Linked DNA regions of Homo sapiens: regions 1 and 3 are each linked to region 2. A link is a contact called in ENCODE Hi-C or POLR2A ChIA-PET data. All regions are on one chromosome and are shown on one strand. Each heading gives the region's core, a stretch centred on a gene start or an enhancer-like site at or near the end of the contact. The rest is flanking DNA. Distances are from core to core; before and after follow the strand shown.

What was found. Hi-C counts contacts between places; a loop is a spot of excess contacts on that map. ChIA-PET counts read pairs that join two places held with the same protein, here RNA polymerase II (POLR2A). Pooled maps may share reads with other maps.
Region 1: a pooled map shows a loop between it and region 2 (8-fold over the local background). The contact joins two enhancer-like sites. A Hi-C loop is called at or near these places in 1 of 168 maps with a recorded cell type or tissue (esophagus muscularis mucosa) and 3 of 50 pooled maps. POLR2A ChIA-PET finds 5 or more read pairs at or near these places in 2 of 52 experiments (H1 and activated CD4-positive, alpha-beta T cell).
Region 3: a map of sigmoid colon shows a loop between it and region 2 (3-fold over the local background). The contact joins two enhancer-like sites. A Hi-C loop is called at or near these places in 2 of 168 maps with a recorded cell type or tissue (esophagus muscularis mucosa and sigmoid colon) and 5 of 50 pooled maps. POLR2A ChIA-PET finds 5 or more read pairs at or near these places in 1 of 52 experiments (PC-9).

What each region holds. Positions count from the first base shown.
Region 1 is chr2:231,241,065-231,245,724 of GRCh38, forward strand. All of the region lies in intron 9 of ARMC9 (armadillo repeat containing 9), which reads left to right. Among named protein-coding and RNA genes, the nearest start is that of ARMC9, 45 kb to the left of the region's middle. Within about 2 kb of position 3,012, at least 3 of the 41 ENCODE cell types and tissues checked have a DNase peak (open chromatin) inside an H3K27ac peak, as active enhancers do.
Region 2 is chr2:231,102,749-231,106,972 of GRCh38, forward strand. The region is part of intron 16 of PSMD1 (proteasome 26S subunit, non-ATPase 1); the gene reads left to right. Among named protein-coding and RNA genes, the nearest start is that of HTR2B, 20 kb to the right of the region's middle. Within about 2 kb of position 1,588, at least 4 of the 41 ENCODE cell types and tissues checked have a DNase peak (open chromatin) inside an H3K27ac peak, as active enhancers do.
Region 3 is chr2:231,267,993-231,272,682 of GRCh38, forward strand. ARMC9 (armadillo repeat containing 9) reads left to right here. Exons shown (of 25, transcript NM_001352754.2): 13 at 2,990-3,080. Among named protein-coding and RNA genes, the nearest start is that of ARMC9, 72 kb to the left of the region's middle. Within about 2 kb of position 2,121, at least 8 of the 41 ENCODE cell types and tissues checked have a DNase peak (open chromatin) inside an H3K27ac peak, as active enhancers do.

The DNA.
Region 1 (4,660 bases), core at 1,762-4,261, 140 kb after region 2:
GTGGGCACCTGTAGTCCCAGCTACTTGGGAGGCTGAGGCAGGAGAATCGCTTGAACCCGGGAGGCAGAGGTTGCAGTGAGCTGAGATTGTGCCATTGCACTCCAGCCTGGGGGACAAGAGCAAGACTTAGTCTCAAAAAAAAAAAAAAAAAATAGAACATTTCTCCTTTTGTGTTTGATATTTCCTTATAATTAGATTCGGGTTATGCATCCCTGAATCACCTAGGCCAAATACGACGTCGGTGATCGTGTGTCCTCCTTAGACTAGCACACCTGAAGGCCCATGGTTTTGAGGCAGGCATTCTTAACCAGGAGAGACACTGTTGTCTCTCAAAGTCTTCAAAGTACAGGAACCCACGGGCCAGGAGCTCACACCAACCTGCTGCCCCATTCACAGGCTGCGTGGGTGAAGCCCTGTGAAGCCAGCTGTATAGATTTGGAATGAGGCTCCTGTGTGATCCTGAGACAGCCCTGTGGGTCAGAGCCACAGCTTTTAAGTGAGGGTTTGCACATTAATATAGTATTAGAGTCTTAATAAACAGAAGCCTTTCTTTTAGTATTTAAAAGAAAATTTATACCCTACCTAATTCTCAAGTAGATTTGAAGAAGTTTATTATAATATGAGAAAACATAAATATGAGAAACGAGAAGGTAGAAAATAAAAATAAGTAAAGCAGTTGTGGTTAAGGGAAAATAAGGGTGGAAAAAATAAAAGTCAGCAAGGGCTAAGGCTGGTACAAAAAATGCATATGCTGTGAGCTGCCTCTCCGGAGAGGCAGGCTGCAGACTGGGCTCTGAGCTTTCCAGCAGTCTGTGCAAAAAGGGAAACAGGAGCAGTTACATGATTCCCAGTGCTTATAAAGCAGGAGAGGGCAGTTACATAACTTTTATTATGTAATATTTCCTGCATCCAAAACAACATATGTGCTGCATATGCAGGCTAGGAACCATGACAATAAAACAAACACCCACAAGTCCGCCACATGTGGCTGAAATAGACCATTTCAGTGCTGCTAAAGTTTTCTACCCTTCAGGCTTCTTCCAAGTAGGTGTGTTACTTATGTAATTTAAAAACAAGTTCAAATGCTTTTTTTTTTTTTTTTAAACTGGATGGTCAGACAACTGCTTCACACAGTTATTCCTGGTGCTAAGACCCGGGATAATCTCTTGGGTCAGCAGTTTGTATGGATCTTCATAGAAGGCACGTAGTCATGTGCTGAAGAGCAGGCGGCCTTGACCACTTCCTCTCAGCCTAACAAATATCTCAGAATGGCTGGCTGTCAGCTGTTCCACACACGTGGACAGACAGATGGTAGAAGCGGAGTCTTTGGGACATGGCCACAGTGATTTTAGTGTGCCAAAATCTTAGAGAATCAGCCATTTTTAAAAGGTCAGTAAAGTCACCATTGGATATGCAAGTCTTAGAAAAGTAACTTCCTCATGAGCCCCTCAGAAGAAGGACTTGAAGCCACATCCCCGAGAATATGGCTGACCCTCTGTCCACTGTCCAGTTAACATTCGGACAGTTAGGAAGCAGAGTGTGCTTACCAAAACTGTGGCTTTCTCATAGCAATTAGCATGACAGGGTCTGTCTACTAGGAGCACTCCTTTCTTCCTCCTTCCCATTTATTTGTTAATTCATCAAAGACTTAGTGTTTTCTAGGTTCAGTTTATAAAATCCCATTATATCTTATATATACCAGCCATCCTTACATTCCCATCTTCTATAGGAGGAGTGATGTATCCAGTTTATTTAAAACTGATGTTGGTCAGGCATGGTGGCGCACACCTGTAATCCCAACACTGGTAGTCCAAGGCAGGCAGATTGCTTGAGCCCAGGAGTTCGAGGCCAGTCTGGGCAACATGGTGAAAACCCATCTCCACAAAAAATACAAAAATTAGGCCAGGCGTGGTGGCTCACGCCTGTAATCCCAGCACTTTGGGAGGCCGAGGCGGGCAGATGACAAGGTCAGGAGATCGAGACCATCCTGGCTAACATGGTGAAACCCTGTCTCTACTAAAAATACAAAAAAATTAGCTGGGCATGGTTGCGGGCACCTGTAGTCCCAGCTACTTGGGAGGCTGAGGCAGAAGAATGGCATGAACCCGGGAGGCGGAGCTTGCAGTGAGCTGAGATCACGCCACTGCACTCCAGCCTGGGTGACAGAGCAAGACTCCGTCTCAAAAAAAAAAAAAAAAATTAGTTGGGCTTGGTGGTGCGTGGCTGTAGCCCCAGCTACTCAGGAGCCTGAGGTGGGAGGATCACTTGAGCCCAGGAGGTTGAGGCTACAGCAAGAGGAGATCGCACCACTGCACTCCAGCCTGGGTGACAGAGTGAGAGCCTGTCTCAAAAGAAAGAAAAAACTGATGACATGTTATTAAGCACGGTTTAAAAAGGAGCAGGGGTACAACACAGCTGGTTATCCCACAAGAAGTTATCAATACCATCTGTCAGGAGACAGTCCTACCACCCCGACTGTTATGTTAGCAGCAAAATACAGACTTTGTCTAACCACTGGAAACCAGAGGAGGGAGGATGAGTTATGTTTAGCTTAGTGATAACCATTCTCCTTCTACTGAATCATTGGCTTAGGAACACGCAATAAAAGCTGCAAAAGCCTTTTACTGTTTCTAGCCGATTTCTTTAACAAGATGATAAAAAGCGTATGGGGGGTCATTGTCAAAGTATAAGAGAGTATTGTTGTTGACTAGACATGCATATATAAAGTTGATTTATGATATGTGTCTCGAGTTCAGATTTACAATGTGTGAAGAAGGAAATTAAGAAACAGTTTAGATGCAATGTCCAGTGACTGGACTGATAGGATTTAGGATTTGGAAGGAGAAGAAGATTGCTTGCTTTTTTGCTGATTTTTTTAAAGGGATAAATTCTACTCTAGGGCCCAACAGAAGGCCATCAATTTCAAAATAAGTACGTGGCACAGATCAGCGTCCTTCATAGAGCGGTCTTGGGTCAGCTCGCCGTCAGGTGCTCTGTTGAGCTTGAGTGTTACTGCTAATTACATTCTGTAAAGGAGCTTGGGCTGGGCCCTTTCACAAAACCGTTGATGTCTATAAAGTTTGGTACACTTGATACTGGTTTTTATATCTGGCAGTTAACAAGAATCTGGGCTTCTACCAACTTACTCACTGTTAAAAATTCAAAAGGGCCCATTAAATCGAGCCCTTCTTTCCCCCTGAGTTCTGAACTGGTTGAAAAATAGGACAAAAGAGTAAAGGAAAAAGGAGCTGAAAATATCACTGTTGGTACTGACAAAGCTTATATTGGAGAATGTGGATCTTTTTTTTTTTTTTTTTTTTGAGACAGGGTCTCGCTCTGTTACCCAGGCTGGAGTGCATTGGCACGATCAGGGCCTCTGCTGCCTTGACCTCCTGGGATCAAGTGGTCCTCCCACCTCAGCTTCCTGAATAGCTGGGACTATGGGCCTGCACCACCATGCCCAGCTAATTTTTATTTTTTATTTTTGTAGAGATGAGGTCTCACTATGTTGCCCAGGCTGGTCTCAAACTCCTGGGCTCAAGCAGTCCTCCCACTTTGGCCTCCCAAAATGCTGGGATTACAGGTGTGAGCCACCACACCTGGCTGAGAATGTGGATTTTGTTTGCAGGCAGGTGGGGTCCTACTCTTGTGCCTGGGAATTACGGAAGCATTCTTGCACAGCCCTGGACAGCTCTGGCCAAGCCTAGCCCGCTGCCATTGCTGTGGCCACCATGAGGGCGGCATGGAGGAGCGGAGTTGACACGTCTTCTCTGGTGGGCTCTGCCCAAAGCAGAAGAGGACAGGCAGGGCAGTGATGCCCAGGTCTGCCCCCAGCCTCACAAGTCCTGTTAGTCACCGCCTCTCTGGAGAGGAAGTCTCCCACTGACAGAGCAGCTCACGGTAGAAACACCACAAGAGGAAAGAAGTGAGGTTCTGCCCTCACCTAGTTCACACCCAGGTAGCTGTGTTCAGAAAGCTGCCCGTGTTATCGAAGCTGGCACAGGTGTCTAGGCACTCCCAGAGGGTTTATAAGGACGGTATTCATTTCTTTGAGGCGAGAGCTGTCCCAGGTGGCCTTTTTAGTTTGACTCCGCGTATTGCTGCTCCCACCCATTTGTCTTTCTGTAGTCCTTACCTTATCAGAGCCTGTGGCTTGCTGGGATATGGGAGAAATCAGATTTTATATTATCATCAACTTAGTGATAAGAAGTAAGGGAGAAAGTTATCCCTCAGGGCACAAGAGGCTGAGTTTTTTGTTTTCTAAGATTACGCAAGTCACGCGGGTGTGTTCGTTTGCAGGGAACGCAGTGCTAGGCTGTTCCTGGATGACAGTCTGCTGTCGGGGTTTCACCCATGGCAGAGCAGCTCCCTGGCTGTGATCTATTGAAAGTCAGCCCTGGGCAGAAGGGGTTAGTGTTAGGGTTAGGGCTAGCGTTACACAAATATGTTAGCTAGAAAGTATACCATTTTATCTGTAAATGAAGGAAAACCCATCCCCTCCCTTCGCTCAGCGCATCCTGCCCTCCCGTGGGAACCTGTTGCCTGTGTTTCATATGCGTCCTTCTAGAGCCTTGAAGTATATATCATTAACTTTTACTTGTGTGTATATTTTCTTTATCTTCTAGAGTTCTAATTTGAGAACGGCATTCCTCTATCAGAC
Region 2 (4,224 bases), core at 338-2,837:
ACACTCAGTGTAATTTTTAGTGAAAAAAAAATTGCATATTAGTGGGCCCACACAGTTCAAGCCCATATTGTTCAAGGCTCACTGTTATATGGATACTGCCTGTTATAGCTTATTTGTTATATTTGTTATATTTGTTATAGCTTATTTATTATATTTGTTATAGCTTATTTGTTATGAAATTACACAGTAAGTTGCTAAAGTGCATGTTAGATGAGTCATACGTCTTATGTCCTTTTAAACTTTAGAAGAGATTTTCTACCCCAGGTTCCCTGGGAGTGAATCTTTGTTATAAAAATTGTATGCAAATCCAACACATAATTTCTTGAACATCCATTATGAACTAGGTACAGAGTCTTCTCCATAATATCCCAGATAGGAAGTCATCCATCTACAAACTGTAAAATATTTTTTTCCTATCGTGGATGGAAATGTTGAATAAAACAGAACAAAACACAGACCCATATAGCATGGTATTTCTTCTTACACCAGTTTTCTTGAATATGATTGTTAATCAAATACTGGTCTTCACTGTGTTATCCTCTAACTCTCATTTTGCCAACTTTTTCATAAAGACTCTAGACAATTTTCACAAAATCCTTATGACATAATATTTACCCAAGTCTACTAGTCTGGCACCTCTAAACGGGTTATGTGACTTATTGGGCCTGATTGTTTCTTAAGTTACACTTTTCATAGAAGTGTCCAGTGTTCTTCGAGGCCTCTTCTGAGATCTGGCAAAACCTATGTGTATTAAGCTATTCTGCATTTTGTCAAAAGATCTGCCACAGACTCCACACTTTGAACTTCTTGAACCCTATCTCTTCTTTTCTCTTTTAAAATATTGGAATACTTCATCATTTACATTCTTTTTGTACTTTGCAGTTTTCTGTTTTTCTTCCAAAATTTGGTTTCATAATTACATACACAAATTTGTTCTATTTCTAGGAGGTGATTCATTTAGCTTTGTGACTGGAACTCATCTAAGGCAACTAGACTCTTTATCTGTTTTGTGTTTGATCAGTCTTTCTGTCTAAAAATTATTCTCCTTGAGAGAAAAGATGGAAGCAAAATAAAATTTAATTACTTCTATTTCCTTCCTGTTATCTTAGCATATCATGTAGCCAAGCTGTGACCCTAACCTTTCCCTATTCTTGCTGTAGAGATTAGACACAATTAAAAAATGAGAAAATGGTCTGTCATGGCCATCCAGAGTGGGTTCTTTGTGTGAATTATCAGAGAACTAGATAATTTTAGTATGGAAAGTATATTCTTCCAGGTATACCCTTAGTATCTCTTGGGTTGTGTAAAGCATCCTACTCATGTTTGACTCTTAAGTTGTTTTGTTTCCTGTCAGTTAATGTTTTGTATTGTCAGTGACTTTATATTTTATAACAATATAAATCAGTGGCTTGGTGTTTATATTCTGCCACATAGGAAGTTGACGGTCATTTAAAACTGTTTTTCTTCCATTTTTAATCTGATGGTGCTTTGCTCTCTAGTTAACAAAATTCATGTCTGCCCTTTTATTTCCTGTAGCTAACACAGGTTAAGTTCCCAGTTTCAGCAGCAGATGTCTCCCGTGAGCTGCTTAGGTTTTGCTGAGTTTTCCACTACATAGTATAGTCAAATAAGTTATTTATGTGCTTGCTACTTCTAAGGGACCATTCTTGGTTCTCTTTTCATAAAACGAATCTTTAAGAAGTGGGAACTGGAAAAATTTTGTCTAAAATTTATTTTATAAATGAAAATTAAATATAATTGACCTGTTTAAAGAGCTGGAGTTAAAAATCCTCTCTATGTTCTCTAAGTTTTAGTTTACTGCCATTTCCCTAGAGTGAGAATTTTTTAAAGTAGAAGAAACCAGTATTCACATTTTTTTTAAAGATAAGGAAATTGAATTCCAAAATGTTTAATAAATTTCCCCACTGTCATAAAGCTAAATACTGAGATTCTAAACAGGCTTCATGATAGACCAGTGCTTTCTCCACCTTGCTTTCAGTCAGAGCACCATCTTTTTGAGTGGCTGTGATAAAACAGCTTTATTCTTAATTTTCCTTATTAACTTTAATATTTGAGAAGTGTCTGTCCTATATCCTAAGACTGGTACATGTTTTCTGAAGTGACATCATTTACTGTCGTAGCATGCTCTCCATCTTTTTTCCCCCCTTTAGATTTCCCTTTTAAAATGAATTTGTGGACATTTGGTCTTATACCATGTTTTAAGAGTTTATTTCTTCATAATTTTTAAAAACTTCTTTTCAAGTATACTTATTGGATATGAATACTAAAAACATGTTAGTAAACACATATTTGTAGTTCAACAACTAAGATAAAATTGTCTTTGTGTAAAATTCTTATGTATATTATCTCCTTTATTCTTAGGATAGTCCAGGGTGTTACAGTATTTTATTTCTTCCTTCTGATATTTGTAGATTGTTATTTGTTCATAATGCTTGTAAATAAAAGTAAAAAATTAATTTGATAACTATTCTTGCTTAATTGAAATGAACATAGTACATTAATTTTTATCTAAATAAATGTTCTCTAGTGGAACATCTAATAAATAAGTGATTGTTGGGCCCATTGTTAGTACTTTCAAAGGCAGATTTTATTATTATAACAACTTATGCAGTACTGTTCATGTCATTGACTTCTGAAAACTCATTTGGAAGTGAGTAGAATCTGAATTATTTTAACTTGACACTGGAAAGGAAAATGAAGAAAGTCAAAAGAATTGGTCTTTGTATATCTGTTGATATTAAGTTTCTATAATGAACAAATTGATAATCTGATATGGACATTTCTTAAAATCAGACAGTCTTGGTGGTCCCTTGCAGGGTGCTATGACTTAGGCTGTTATAATATGGCATTAAATGTTTCTCAGTGTATAAATTCATAAGCTTTTAGATACGGATCTTGCAAGATGAACAACAGATTCTTTGTGCAACTGTTTTTTAGACCACACAAAGTGATTCCTTGAATATAAAAATGTTACATCATCATTGATCCTCATAATTTGAAGAAACCCTCATAGTGAACCAGTTACCACTAACACTAACACTAACTTCATGATCATCTTTACATCTCCATTCACAATTCTATATCAATTTGATACATATTCTCTGTATACTGTTCTCTGTTTTTGCCCCAGTATCTTTGTGTTTCTGTCTGGGTGCTTGACTTTTCCTTACTTTTTGTCATTTTCATTTTTTTTTTCTACATCTTTGTTTTCTTCTCTCCATTAATTGGCAGTAACATGGAATAAAAAGGTTTTTTTTTTTTTTTCAAAATTATTCTAAATAGTTATAATCTGTTCCTTTTCTTCTAAGATAAGACTATTAACTGGAGTTCTTTTGTTACGTAAGGGTGTTTAACTGCTGAGATTTGCTTTCAAATTATACATCTCTTTAAAGTATTCATAAAATGGAAATACCAGTTCTGCATCGAAGTGGTAAGAGTTTGTGGCTTGGTTGTACTTTTCAGAAATAGTCAATAGTGGAGTTATGTTTCACTTTCTAGAATATTCTGGAAATAGTAGAAAGGTCTCTCATTAACTATAGAAAGATCTCTGGGTTAATTGTAAGCAAGAGCTAGACATGGTGACTCACACCTGTAATCCCAGCACTTTGGGAGGCCAAGGCAGGCAGATAGCTTGGGGCCAGGAGTGGAGACCAGGCTGACCAACACAGCGAAACCCCATCTGTACTGAAAATACAAAAGTTAGCCAGGTGTGGGGGCGGGCACCTGTAATGCCAGCTACTCAGGAGGCTGAGGCATGAGAATCACTTGAAGTCAGGAGGCGGAGGTTGCAGTGAGCCAAGATTGCGCCACTGCACTCCAGCCTGGGTAACAGAGTGAGAATCTGTCTCAAAAAAAGAAAAAAAAAATTGTAAGCAAGGAAATTTTTCTTAAGGGTTTGACATGAAACAGTTTATAGGTGTTGTGGCTAATTCTGTAGGTGTGCGTATATTTAAGCACACAAATTTGGAGGCAGTACAAAGCATGTGAGAAGATAGTTCTTTTGATCTAGATTGTTATCTATGGGTAGAGTTTTGGCAATGTGATTGCCTGCCAACTCTGGTGTATAGATTTCCTGAAACAATTATGTATGCCTTCAGATGCATAAAATACAGAATTTGGAATACTGTCATAGTGATAACTGAAAACTTAATCTCAACATACCTTGGCAAGAATATAAATCTTAACATATGCCAAATCCATCAT
Region 3 (4,690 bases), core at 871-3,370, 170 kb after region 2:
TGTGATGTATTTGTAAAATGGGATACCTTGAGCAATGAGAAGGAACACAGCAGAGACCCTGGGTGAATATCACAGACATATTGTTGAATGAAAAAGTCAAACATAAGAGAATATATAATATATGGTTTCATTTATTAAAAAATTTAAGGAGGAGCCAAGTAACATGAATCTATGATGTTAGAAGCCAGGAGAGAAGTCACCCTTGGTTTGGAATGGGGTTCTGGAAGGGCATCTGGGACTATGGTCATGTTCTGTTTCTTTATCTGGTTACTAGTTAGCCACATGTTCGCTTTGTGAACACTCATCAGGCTGTACATGTGATCTGTGCAATGCCCTGTGTAGATGCTATACTTCAGCAAAAAATCAACCTAAATGGGTGTAATGGTAATAGGCATCTTGGGGACGACAGCCTTTGACATGTTGCCCTCTTGAATTAGCTGGGTTTAGTCTGGAAAACATTCTGGTGCATAGCTGCTGTCCAGGAGTCTCTTCACCAAACTTTTATTGATTCCTTTCACCTCTCTCCTGAATTGGATCTCTGTTTCCAGTGTCCCATATTATCTTATTTCTTGACTTGTTCTCTCGGTTGGTGGAACACATCCTTTAGTTAATAACGTCTAGAGAAAAAGTACACAGGAAGTAAATTTTTTTGAGATCATGTATGGTCAAGAAATGTCTTCATTCTTCGTATAGAATCCTGGATTGTAAATAATTTTCCTTCAGAATTTTGAAGACATTGCTCCATTGTCTTTTAGGTTCCAGTTTTGCTGTACAGAAATCCAAAGCCAGCTGGGCACAGTGGCTCATGCCCATAATTCTAGCACTTTGGGAGGCCAAGGCAGGAGGATCGCTTGAGCCCAGGAGTTTGTGAGCAGCCTGAGCAACATAGACCCCATTCTCTAAGAAAAAAAAAAATTCTTTTAAATTAACCAGGCATGTTGGCGTGCACCTGTAGTCCCAGCTAACTCAGAAGGCTGAGGCGAGAGGATTGCTTGAGCCCAAGAGGTTGAGGCTGTGAGCTGTGATCACACCACTGCACTTCATCCTGGGCAACAAAGTGAGAGCTTGACTCAAAAAATTTAAAAAAAGAAATCCAAAGCCATTCCAATTCTTTATCTTTTGTATGTGACCTGTGTTTCTCTCCCTAGAAGCATATTGAATCTTCCCAATTTCCCATTGACGTCCTTCATGAGGTATATTTTAATCCCTTTTATTGAGCACTTTGTGGGCCCTTTCAGTCTGACAACTTTCATTCTGGTCTTGAGTTATTTTGTTGATGGTTTCTTCCCTCTGTTTTCTGTGTTCTCTCTCTGAATGTTGAACCTCCTGAACTGGTTTTCTATTATAGTTTTCTCTCATCTTTTCTACTTTTTGTTCCACTCTTTAGGAGATTTCTTTTCTTCTTCTTTTTTTTTTTTTTTTTTTTTGAGACAGTCTCACTCTGCTGCCCTGGCATGATCTCAGCTCACTGCAGCCTCTGCCTCCTGGGTTCAAGCAATCCTCCTGCCTCAGCCTCCCGAGTAGCTGGGATTACAGGTGTGTGCCACCACGCCTGGCTAATTTTTGTATTTTTGTAGAGACGGGGTTTCACCATGTTGGCCAGGCTGGTCTCAAACCCCTGACCTCTCTGCCCACCTTGGCCTCCCAAAGTCCTGGGATTATAGGCATGAGCCACCCTGCCCAGCCTCCCTAGCAGATGTCTTCATCTTTATTTTCTGACCCTTCTGTTGACACTTTTATTTCCTTTTTGATAGCATTCTCTTGTTTCATGGATATAATACAGTTTCTTATATCTTTGAGGATATTATTGATGAATTTTTATTTAATTTTTAGTTTTCTTCTCCCTGCACGGTCTCATTTACTCCAAGCCCCGCCCCCACCCTCCCCCCCTATTTGTTTTGGCCTCCTGGTAGAAACTTTTCTCAGATGTCTGCTAGTCCTTGGTGATCTCCTAATGAGAGATTTGGAGTGAAGGGGACCACAAAGCCATTGAGTGTGATGGTGGGGCCTGTCGATGGATAGTTCCACCCAGGGGGATCTGGGTGGGCCGTTTGCTGGGAACCTCTGATTTCACGGTCTCTAATTCTTTCCCCGTGGGCTGGTCATTTCACTGTGAGAATAGTCTTCTAATCTCAGGCCTAGAGGGCAAAGGTCTGGTTGCCAGGGTCCTGGGAGCCAAGTTTTGGGGTGGCCCTCTGTTCCACATTCATTCTGCATTTAGACACTAACCCCCCTCTCCATTTTGTTCTAGAACCCCGGCAAGCCTTGCTCTCCTCTGCCTGGTGTCCCAGATCCACAGACCCTTTGTGTCTCCCTCACAAGGGAACACCCTCTCCCCAGCCCTGTGCTGAGAGGTGTGCAGGAGTCACATGAGTGGGATCCAAGTGCTTCTTGAACAACTTTAATTCATTCGTCTTTATTTTTCTTCAGCTCTTAAGTGCTTTGAGGAGTGAGTAATGGAAATTGGGTAATTCCACAGTGCCCGTTGCTGCCTTGAGATTTGGCCTTCTTGAGCCTGCTAAGCCTCTTGCCATGCTGCAGTCCCACTTCCAGAATTGTGGCGTTATCGTTTCTCGTGCTGTTCTCTCTGTCCTTGGGAATTATCTTTTTTAACAGTCCATTTATTGTAGTTTTACTGTGGCTTAGAGGGAGCCAAATTAGTCATGTGTCTTGGATCTGCCATTCTAACCTGGAAAACAGCCGCAACGGTAACAGCAAACAGGACTGCTTCCCTCGCGCCAGTCACTGTTCTGAGGGCTTCGTGTAATTAATTCATTTAATTTGGAAGTCTGACTAACTTATTTTTGCCAAGTCTCATCAAATTTCAGTTGGAAAACAAGGATTCCAGATGAAATGTTTGGCTTTAGTCTGTTTATTTCACCTCTAATAAATTCAGGCAGAGGAAGAGAACTACCAGACCCGAAGAGGAGGCGTGTGTTTATCTCTCCGTGTTCTTAACCTTGTTTTTCCTCTTGACGTTTTCCCCCAGAGGAGTGTGCTTCAGTTGCTGCACTCCACGAGCGACGTGGTGCGGCAGTACATGGCCAGGCTCATCAATGCTTTTGCGTCACTGGCAGAAGGTGAGACATCAGCTTTGCTTCAAAGATAAGAGCTAGGTCATATTGATGTGCTTTTTCCTTTGAAAATGAGCGTTCCTCCCAAGTTTCTTAGAGATGACGCTTCCTCAGTTTGTTACCGTTTAATTCATCTAAGGTCTTTTGTGAAAATTAATTGTTGTCATATTGCTTTAGTTTATATCAGAGCACATTTGGACAGTTTTTGGGGTTTATTTTGTAAACCTCCCGGTTTTATTTTATAAAGCTTTCTGGTTTTGTAACATAGTAACATTTTATATTGCTTTCAAGTATATCACAGGTAATGAATGCATCTTCTATAATTTTCTACTTAAGGCAAAATAAGTGAAACAATTACGGCAAAATAAGCTTAGCGAAACAAAGCAGACTCCAATAAACACTGCACCATTTCCTTCAGAAGACTATGACCTCTTAAATCAAAGGATTTGAAAACTCTGAAAATAACATGCCCCCATAACTGAATTTAAAATGATTTTGCAAAGTGCCATTATCTTCCGTAAGTTCTTATTTATTTGAGCTCTTTATAATGTGAATAAAGGGAGTTTTCAAATTATGAATATATGATACTCCAAAACTTTGTTCATTTGTTCATTCGTTCTTCCATCCATTTGGCAGACATTTATGATAAGCCAGGATGTGTTACTGAGGACCATTCATATAATAATACTGTTGAAACTTATGTCTGAAATTAACATCTTCCATATCCATTCAGAAGTCCACAACAGGCTAGGGACCATTCTGGGCTTATTACAGGGTCCCAGGTGTGGCTTCCTGCTTCTTCTCCAGGCCTTGTACAGAGAGTGTGTATGGAAGCATTCCTTGGCTGCCTCTGTTGTGAAGACTTAAGGGCTCATAACACACACATTACCCCTCATTTCTCTTTGTAGATCTGACTGTTGGGTTCAGGATTTCATGGAAAAAAAAGGACAATGCTCCCCACAAGAACACAGCAATGAATTATGTTTAGCTCACAAGAAGAGTGGTTTTTCTAGTCACCAGATATTTCATTGAATAAAACCAACGTTTAACGTTTAGAAGAAATATCTTTTAATAAGTTTTAATAAGTTTTGTGGGGGTTTTGTGTGTGTGTGTGTGTTTGGTTTTTTTTTTTTTTTTTTTTTTTGAGAGAGTCTCACTTTGTCAACCAGACTGGAGTACAGTGGCATGATCTCGGCTCACTGTAGCCTCAACCACCTGGGCTCAAGGAATACTCCTCGCGCCTCAGCCCCCCAATTAGCGGGATCAACAGGTGTGCATCATCATACCTGGCTAATGTTCCTTAGTTTTTATAGAGATGAGGTTACGCCCTGTTGCCCAGGCTGGTCTCCAACGCCTCGGCTCAAACAGTCTACCTGCCTCAGCCTCCCAAAGTGCTAGGGTTACAGGCGTGAGCCACCTTGCACAACCAGTAAGTGTTTGTTTGTTTGTTTGTTTGTTTGTTTGTTTTGAGATGGAGTCTCGCTCCGTCATTCAGGCTAGAGTGTGGTGGCACGATCTCAGGCTCACTGCAACCTGCCTCCTGGGGTCTAGCAATTCTCCTGCCTCAGCCTCCCGAGTAGCTGGGATTACAGGCATCTGCCACCACACCCAGCTAA